2 separate regions of the Mus musculus genome follow, and region 1 is linked to region 2. A link is a contact called in ENCODE Hi-C or POLR2A ChIA-PET data. All regions are on one chromosome and are shown on one strand. Each heading gives the region's core, a stretch centred on a gene start or an enhancer-like site at or near the end of the contact. The rest is flanking DNA. Distances are from core to core; before and after follow the strand shown. Region 1 overlaps Park7 (Parkinson disease (autosomal recessive, early onset) 7). Region 2 holds the start of Errfi1 (ERBB receptor feedback inhibitor 1).

The links. Hi-C counts contacts between places; a loop is a spot of excess contacts on that map. ChIA-PET counts read pairs that join two places held with the same protein, here RNA polymerase II (POLR2A).
Region 1: a map of heart shows a loop between it and region 2 (3-fold over the local background). The contact joins the enhancer-like site here to the promoter of Errfi1 in region 2. A Hi-C loop is called at or near these places in 14 of 37 maps with a recorded cell type or tissue (T-helper 17 cell, adrenal gland, gastrocnemius and 2 more). POLR2A ChIA-PET finds 5 or more read pairs at or near these places in 4 of 5 experiments (Patski and embryonic stem cell).

Annotation. Positions count from the first base shown.
Region 1 is chr4:150,900,165-150,904,281 of GRCm38, forward strand. It overlaps Park7 (Parkinson disease (autosomal recessive, early onset) 7), which reads right to left. Exons shown (of 7, transcript NM_020569.3): 5 at 3,651-3,720; 6 at 844-930. Among named protein-coding and RNA genes, the nearest start is that of Park7, 7.7 kb to the right of the region's middle. Within about 2 kb of position 1,672, at least 1 of the 3 ENCODE cell types and tissues checked has a DNase peak (open chromatin) inside an H3K27ac peak, as active enhancers do; it is heart, where a contact is called at or near this core.
Region 2 is chr4:150,853,068-150,856,774 of GRCm38, forward strand. Errfi1 (ERBB receptor feedback inhibitor 1) reads left to right here and starts at 2,003. Exons shown (of 4, transcript NM_133753.2): 1 at 2,003-2,204. It overlaps 1700045H11Rik (RIKEN cDNA 1700045H11 gene), which reads right to left and starts at 1,882. Exons shown (of 4, transcript NR_040649.1): 1 at 1,759-1,882.

The DNA.
Region 1 (4,117 bases), core at 422-2,921, 47 kb after region 2:
CCTCCTCATGCACACACATAACTGAAAATTAAATAGCAACTTAAGGAAGTTTCTCGACAGCATGGGTTCACATAGGCAAAGAAGCAGAAACCAACCACAGCCCACACCCAGGAGCCAAAGAAACAAGCAAGACACAGGAAATCCAACTAGCAGTGAAGTCAACCTGCCAAAGCTAAAAAGGTAATGACGAGGTTGAGGTGAGAAGGTGCAGCCTCATATGGCACACACCTGCACGCCCATTTAGGCTGAGGCAGGAGGATGGCTTCAGTCCAGGTCAAAGCTACCTGTGCAACACAGTGAGGGCCCATCTCAAACACAAAAGCAGGCTGCAGAATGGCCTAACTAGATCTGAATAACAAACTACCTGGAAAGGCTACAGCGGAGCTTTAGAGTCACAGAGGACACGTCACGGGCCTTACTGACAAGCGCAAGGAGGAAAGCGCAAGGGGAGGGGCATCCAGCCTCGCGTCAGCCCTCCTACCCTGTCTGCTCACTTCACCAGAAAGAGAAATTGCTTTCAGAGGGTTAATAAAACTCAAATGCCTAGCTGATAGGAAGGAAACGCATCACCAAGCAAGCTGGCCGCCCACTGAAGACATTGCCAAAGGTCTGCAGCACTGTGCACTGTGGGCAAAAGGCATTTGCTGAAACTGCTGTCACGGATTCGGTAAAAACACTACCTAAACTAGCACTTCACAACCCTCCCCGCTGTCGAGTCAGGGTTCTGGTGGCCAGGCTGAGGCTGGGCTGGCGCCGCTGAGAAGTGCGTGCAGAGCCAGGAGCCCTCCACTTGGCTAGGATTCTGTCATATAGGGAAGCACAGGGAGGGAGGGATATACTCACTGCCATTCATCATTTTGTCCTTAGCCAGTGGGTGTGTTGTGACCTTGCATCCAAAACCTACTTCGTGAGCCAACAGAGCCGTAGGACCTAGGAAGAAGATGTATATATACAGATGAGAGGGGAGAGAGAACCTGTGCTGTAAAACAGAAATACAGCGTGTGAGGTGGCGCACGCCTGACCCCAGCCCTTAGGAGGCAGAGGCAGGCAGATCTCTGTGAGTTCCAGGCCAGCTTGGTCTACAGAGTCAGTTCCAGAGCGTGTCCCAGGTCAGTGAGGACTACAAAGAGGGCTCTGCCCCAGAAAAACAAAGACAAAACAAAGAGTTTACCAGAAGTATTCTTCTAAAGCAAACACCCGAGTCTGAACAGTCACGGCTCTAAATCCCACTGCTTAAACACAACAGAGGCGCATCCTCCCGCCATGAGCCCCGTGAGCACCGGGCAAGGTGTGCACGGCCGCCTTCCTGTCATAGTAAGTGACTAACTAATGTGGTCAAAGGCCTGATTTGAAAATGAAGACAAAACAACTTACCACTGCCATTATCTGAGCCTCTAAAGAAGGCCATGCCCAGCCGGGCGTGGTGGCACACGCCTTTAATCCCAGCACTCGGGAGGCAGAGGCAGAGGCAAAGGCAAAGGCAGAGGCAGGCGGGTTTCTGAGTTCGAGGCTAGTCTGGTCTACAGAGTGAGTTCCACGACAGTCAGGGCTACACAGAGAAACCCTGTCTCGAAAAATCAAAACAAAACAAAACAAACAAAAAGAAGGCCATGCCAAGAGTTAGCTCTGGGAACCGGCAGCAAGCTCAAGGCAGCAGACCCCACCCTTTCCTACAGCGCCACCTGGTGGACACTTGAAGAACACCCCACCAACTACAAGTCCTTGGGTGTCCTGGTTCCTGGTAAGTCCTTCCACTCCCTGCTTCTGGCCACCTACAAGCTTCACTGCAAGCTTCCTTCTCTCCCCTCAGGAAAGCCTCCCTGCGATGACTTTCTTCTGGACTCAGCAGCACCGAGGGTGATGCTAACAACGGAGCTCCTGACTGTAACATCACGGTCACTCTTGACTGCTGATTGAAGACAGGCTTCATTACAGAGCTCCACTCCCTGCCTGGGCCACCCCAGTTTTCTGTTTATCATCCCGAGACCGTGACACAGGACAGTCTGCTAGTAATGTTTCTTTTTTTAACAGTGACTTGGTTCGGAGGAGGGCCAGGCCCTCAGGTCTGACTGAGCGCAAGTGAGCGAGCCAGCTGCTGCTGTTCCAGTCAGCGACTCGGAACACGATGACACTGCAGTTTACCTTCAGCCAAGTCTAAGAACAAACCCAGGCAAACCCTAGGGAGGCCGGTCTCCCAGGTCAGCGAAGGACACCAGCCCCCTGATGACTTCGTACCCACCGTCAGGACAGTCCAGGTTACAGGGATTGCAAGACCACCAACCAACAGAAATCCCTGGGCCTCGGCACGGCAGGAAGTCAGAGCTGTGGGAGCCTAAGACGGGATGCCCAGGGCAATGCGTAGGTGCTCCCAGTGGCTCTCTAATGTGCTCTCAAGCATGCAATCGTGGCATCCCATGATGCCCACAACCTCTGTCACTTCAGGGAGTTAGAATGGCTTTGTATGTCGGTTTTGAATGGAGCTTCTCACATGCTAGGCACATACAGCTCAGTTATGCTTGGTCCTAAACTGGGAACTTTTAGAGCTTTTTCCACATGTTTTCCCTCCATTCTTTCCTTCAGTGGAGAGAGGCTCTCTTACGTAGCTAAGGATGGTCTTGAACTCACAGCAGCCCTGCCTCTCCCTCAGCACGGCAGTTACAGCCTGGTCTCCCAGACAACCCAAATGTGATTTTTTGTTTTGTTTTGTTTTGAATTTAACTTAATTTTATATGCATTGGCACAAGGGTGTCAGATCCTCTGGAACCGGAGTTACTGACAGTTGTGAGCCACCATGTAGTTGCTGGGAATTGAACCCGGATCCTTTGGAAGAGCAGTCAGTGCTCTTAATTGCAGAGCCATCTCTCCAGCTCCCAGGAAGGATCTTAAAACAGGGGAGGAGCACACAGCCTTTGCCCGAAGGATGGCGCTTGTCAGTCTGATGTCATTTCAGTAAGACAGCAGCCACAGATGTCTCTACAGTATCTGCTTTGTCCCCTGGGGGAGGCAAGGGCACCAGAGCTAAGATAGAGTCCCTTGGTCCCCAAACAAAACCATCCACTCCTCAGTCACTGATTCACCTGTTCTGTGACACACTTAAAAGGCATCTGATGAGGAAGACGCCGGATGCCAGACCGTCACCTGAGAGGAAAGCCACATCAAGGATTTGAAATGGGCCAGGAAGCAAACTGTTATAGTCTCAAGGCTCAGGATATGTACGAGAGAGCTCATCTGAAGCCATGGGTTTCAAGAGCACCCAAGCCAAGACTCAGCACGCACCCAGGCAGGCGAGGCCGGGGGAAATGTGTGGCGTTTGTGCCGGTCAGATTCTTGCTGACTCTCCTGGCAGGCCTAACTGCTGGCACAGAGATGCGCCGGAACAAGCTGTTTGCTGGATTCCAGAAGCCTGATTTTTCCCTGAGGTCAACCAAACAGGGCAAACACTGAGTTTCACAGATTAGCGACCTAGGGCAGACAGAGACAGAAAGCTCAACAATTGGGCTCAGTGCTGCCATGACACGAGTTCATGCCACCCAAACCAAACAGCCAGTGTGGGCGCCTTTTGGCTTCCTGAAGGCAAGCTGTGTGCAGTCAAGCTCCCAGAGACAGGCCAGCCCCTCGCCAGCTACAGCTCCACACCCGCACTTACTCACCTGCACAGATGGCAGCTATGAGGCCCTTCCTGCTCTCCTGCTCCTTGAGGATCTCCTTCACCATAGGCGACTAGAGAGAGAACCCAAGCACCCAGTCACCATCGAGACACGGTCTCTCACGGGAAAGCTGGGACCCTCACTCCCAGCTTAACTCGCTTCTAGCTGTTTCCCAGAAAGCGCTCTAACCCGGAAGTACAAAAGTGGCCAGGTTCCTAACATGTCTGTGCTCTCAAGCCCGGCCAATGGCACTCACCCCAAGGGAAAGGCCCACCACAGTGACGACAGGAAGGAAAAAGCAATGTCACCAAGGCACGTAACCCTGTCCTGTGCTCTAGGAGAGGCAGAAGCGAGGGGACACGGGGTTCAGCAGCTACAGATGGCAGAGACCCCAGAAGGAACAGCCCACTCCCTACTCCTGCCTCCTTTCCTGCATGACTCTTCACATAGAGCTGGAAACGAGAAGCAAT
Region 2 (3,707 bases), core at 753-3,252:
AAGGAGGGACAGGGAGGCTATTTACATAGCATACAGATAAAACAGGAATAGCAAAGGTGGGGGGCAAGAGGATTTTCTGTGACTTTCAACAAAACCGAGTCAAGCTGGCCGTGTTGACTTCATGCCTGTAAATCTCAATACACTGGAGCCCAAAGGATGACCAAGCTTGAGGTTAACCTGAGCTGTGTAGAGTGAGTTGTAGGCCCGCTTGGGCTACAGAGTAAAACTGTCTTAAAACCCACCAAAACTTAAACAAGTAAATAATAAATGTTAATAAATAGTAAATAATAAATAGACAATGTGGCAATGACCAATTTCCATAAGATTAAAATACTACTAAGAGAATGGCCATAAGAAAAGATGGGAGAATTGAATTGCTAGGAGCGTGGGTGTGGAAGCAACCCAGCAGCCCCTACAGGCCAGTAGGGACCATCAGAAAGAGGGGAGGAACCTTCTAACATCCTGGTAGCCTGCCGCTGAGAGTGGGCAAAGCAAGACTTTAGAGTTTTCTTTTCTTTTTAAAAATCCAGTGCATCAGGCCTTGAGTTTAAAGTTAAGGCCTTTGAGTTCAATTAAAAAAAAAAATCAAGTCAATACTGGAAGAAGCAACTTGGTTCGTGGGGCACAAAGTTAATAGTTAACCAGATAATGAGGCCAGCACCTCATTCCATATGTTAAACTGGCTCAATTAGGTGGTGCTAAGCCTATAACTATCAGGCATTCTTGCTGCAGTGCAGGAAGGGCTCTGTGTGCGGACCACAGAGGTCAGCCATAGGTCTGCGCTCTCTACTCTGTGGAGTGCCATTAAGAGGAATTTGTACTAGTCCAAACTGGAGGGCTTCTGTCTGTTTGCCTTTTTTCTTGAACTACTCTGGTTTATCATTGTATTATTTATTTTACGGTTAAACTATAAACCTAAGTTGCATCACCGGATTTCTGCCCCACGAACCCTCCTCCCTGTAGACTTGATGGCGTTTTGTCCTTGGGCATCAGCGGCCACCCTGGGGCCAAAAGACATGGAGAACAGCACTTTGACAGGTAAGCCAAGAGGGCTGGGGGCAGGTTTGGGGGAGGTGCCCGGGATCAGCCTAGCCTTGCTGGAGGCCAAGCCAAGTACAGAGGAGCCTGGAGTGAGGCCTCCCTGATCCTGCCCACACAGCATGGCCCACTGCCCAGTCCCCTTTGTCCTTCACCTTTCTGCGCTGCCCCTCACCTTTCCATTCTGTCCCTTCCTTTCCCACACCGTCCCTTAACTACCTAGATCAATTAGTGAGGTTCTCTATAAGTCCCGCAGTGCCTCACACTGCTCCTCACTGCCCCTCCATCCCTTATTGTCCTTAGCCAGACACTCCCTGCCCCTTCCTGTCTTCAGACGCATTTTGTCCCTTACTGCCCCTCAGTCCGCTGCCCTCTTTCCCAGAGACCACTTTCTTCATGGTCATCCATCCCTGGTTGTAGCGCCCTTCATCTCTCTCGCATCATCACAGCAGTCCCTCGTTGTTCCTCACCGTCCCCCTCCGTTCTTCATCACTCTCCTCGCCATCCCTCGACCATCCCTCGATATACATACATACATACATACATACATACATACATACATACATACATACATACATACACACACACACACATATATACACCTCGGGGTGCCCCTCTCCTCTCCAATCCCCATTTTCTCCCGCTCCCTGAGTTTCTTGGATCCAAGTGCATCTCAGCGTCACTTCCCTCCCCGGGGATGGAAACAGGGCCGCTCACAACCTTCTAAGGAAAACTCGGTGTCCTTAGGCTAGGCAGCTCGCACAGAGGCGGCCCAAATAGAAACGTCCCCTCAGGAGACGAGGCTGCTAGCGCCGCCCGGCGGGCCCCACGCAAACTCTTCGGTAGCGGCATCGCCCCTTTAAGCGTCCGCCCGCCCGGATTGGCTGCGTGAAGGAGGCGGGGCTGCGGGCGTTGACGTCACGTTGTCGCTCACCGTATAAATACGGGCGTCGGCTGCGCCGGCGTCGGCGGCCGAGTGCGAGGCGCGGAGCGTGAGCTGTGCGAGCGAGCGAGCGCGAGCATAGCCTGCGAGCGAGCAGAGAGAAAGAGCGAGGGCAAGAGAGCGGCGAGGCGCCTGCGCGATGCTCGGGCCCCTAAGCCCGCGGCGCTGAGCCAGCCGGGACGGACATGCGCGGGAGGGCGCCGCGGGGTCCCGCTCCCTTGGGGTAAGGGGCCTGGCGGGCGTCGGGAGACGTGGGGCCGGGGCGCGGAGGGCGGGCGGACGGGCGGTGGGCTGGAGCCGGAGCCTCCGGCACTCCGCTTCCCGGGATGGGCCGGGGTGCGTGAGGAGCGGCGGGCCGCGGGCGCCCTCGGCTTCTCGCCGGGGCCATGCACCGGCGCGCACACGACACGTCTCCACAGCCTGGGGCTCCGGAGCGGCGGCTCCACGGTCTTCCCGGTGCAGCTGCGGCCCAGGGATGCGGTGGAACTGCTGCGGCCCCCTCCATCTTCCCTCTCACCCCGCGCACCCGTCGGTCCGGCCCGGAAAGCTTCTGCGAGAAGCTGTCGCGGGTGGGCTCGGAGATTGCTAGTCCCTGGTTGGTACCAGTCTTGAGTCTCGGTGAGACTCGGCGACGAAGGTCATTCCCCTTTAAAAAAAAATATTTGTTTTAATTCATCCGAGTTGTTCCGTGGCCTTTTCCTCTCCAGAAACATGATTCTTTGCCTTAAATGACTTATATATTAAAGGAGTGAAAATGCAGACAGAACTGTTCAAACGCCAAGGCTCCTTGGCAGTATCCTGTTTTTATACGTATATCCTATCTTTGTTCAAATTAATCGTGATTGGTGGTGCTGGATGGGTGCTTCCTCAGTCTTTATTAGGATTTCATCATTGCTTGAAAGAAACCAGTCTCCTACCTGATAAAAATGTGAATAGATTGTTAGTCATAAACTTAAGTGTAGTAAGAATAGAGACTGTAGCTTTAAAAGAGATGTGACGGGAGGTACACCTGTAGCACAGGTAGGGCAGGACTGGTTTCCAGGCAACTGTCAGGGGTGAAGAAAGGTGAGGTATAAATTGCCTTTTTTTTTTTTTTCATCCTGGAAAAAAAAAGAAAAAAGAAAAGTTCTACAGTTTTACACTTCCTTAAGTCTATACAGGTATAGTGAATATGCATCTATTAAGACTGGGACATTTTTGAGTTCACTGTGGTGGCTCTTGCCTTTAAATTTTTTTTTTTCTTGAAACATGGAGATTTTAAGAGAGATTTTACCAAAATAGAGACCAAAGATAATCTAAATACCTTTATCAGTAAAAGAGCAAATTTTGTAAGGAATAAGCTGGTTTCGTACTAACCTGTCAACTCTGGCGGATATTATCAGGTTTGAGAGGAAATACATGAAGATGTTTAAAAAGGCTGGGCACTCTGTCATGGCCTTCACTCCCTCTCCTGTGCACTGGTGGACATTTGCTGATCAGTGGTAAAAATCTCAAACTGTAAATCTGTATCTTGGCAAATAAATCAGATGGTAAACTCCTTAAGGGCTGGAAAATGCCCTGAACAGCTCTTATTTTACACAGCCTTGAATATAGTTCATGTTGATTAAATACATGCAGGAAAGCATGGTTTACATTTTAAGGCTTAACAGGATTGGTCCAAGAACTGATAAGGTTTGGAAAGAAAATCTGTTGTTCCTTGTTAATAGCTGCTATGAAATGTCTGGAT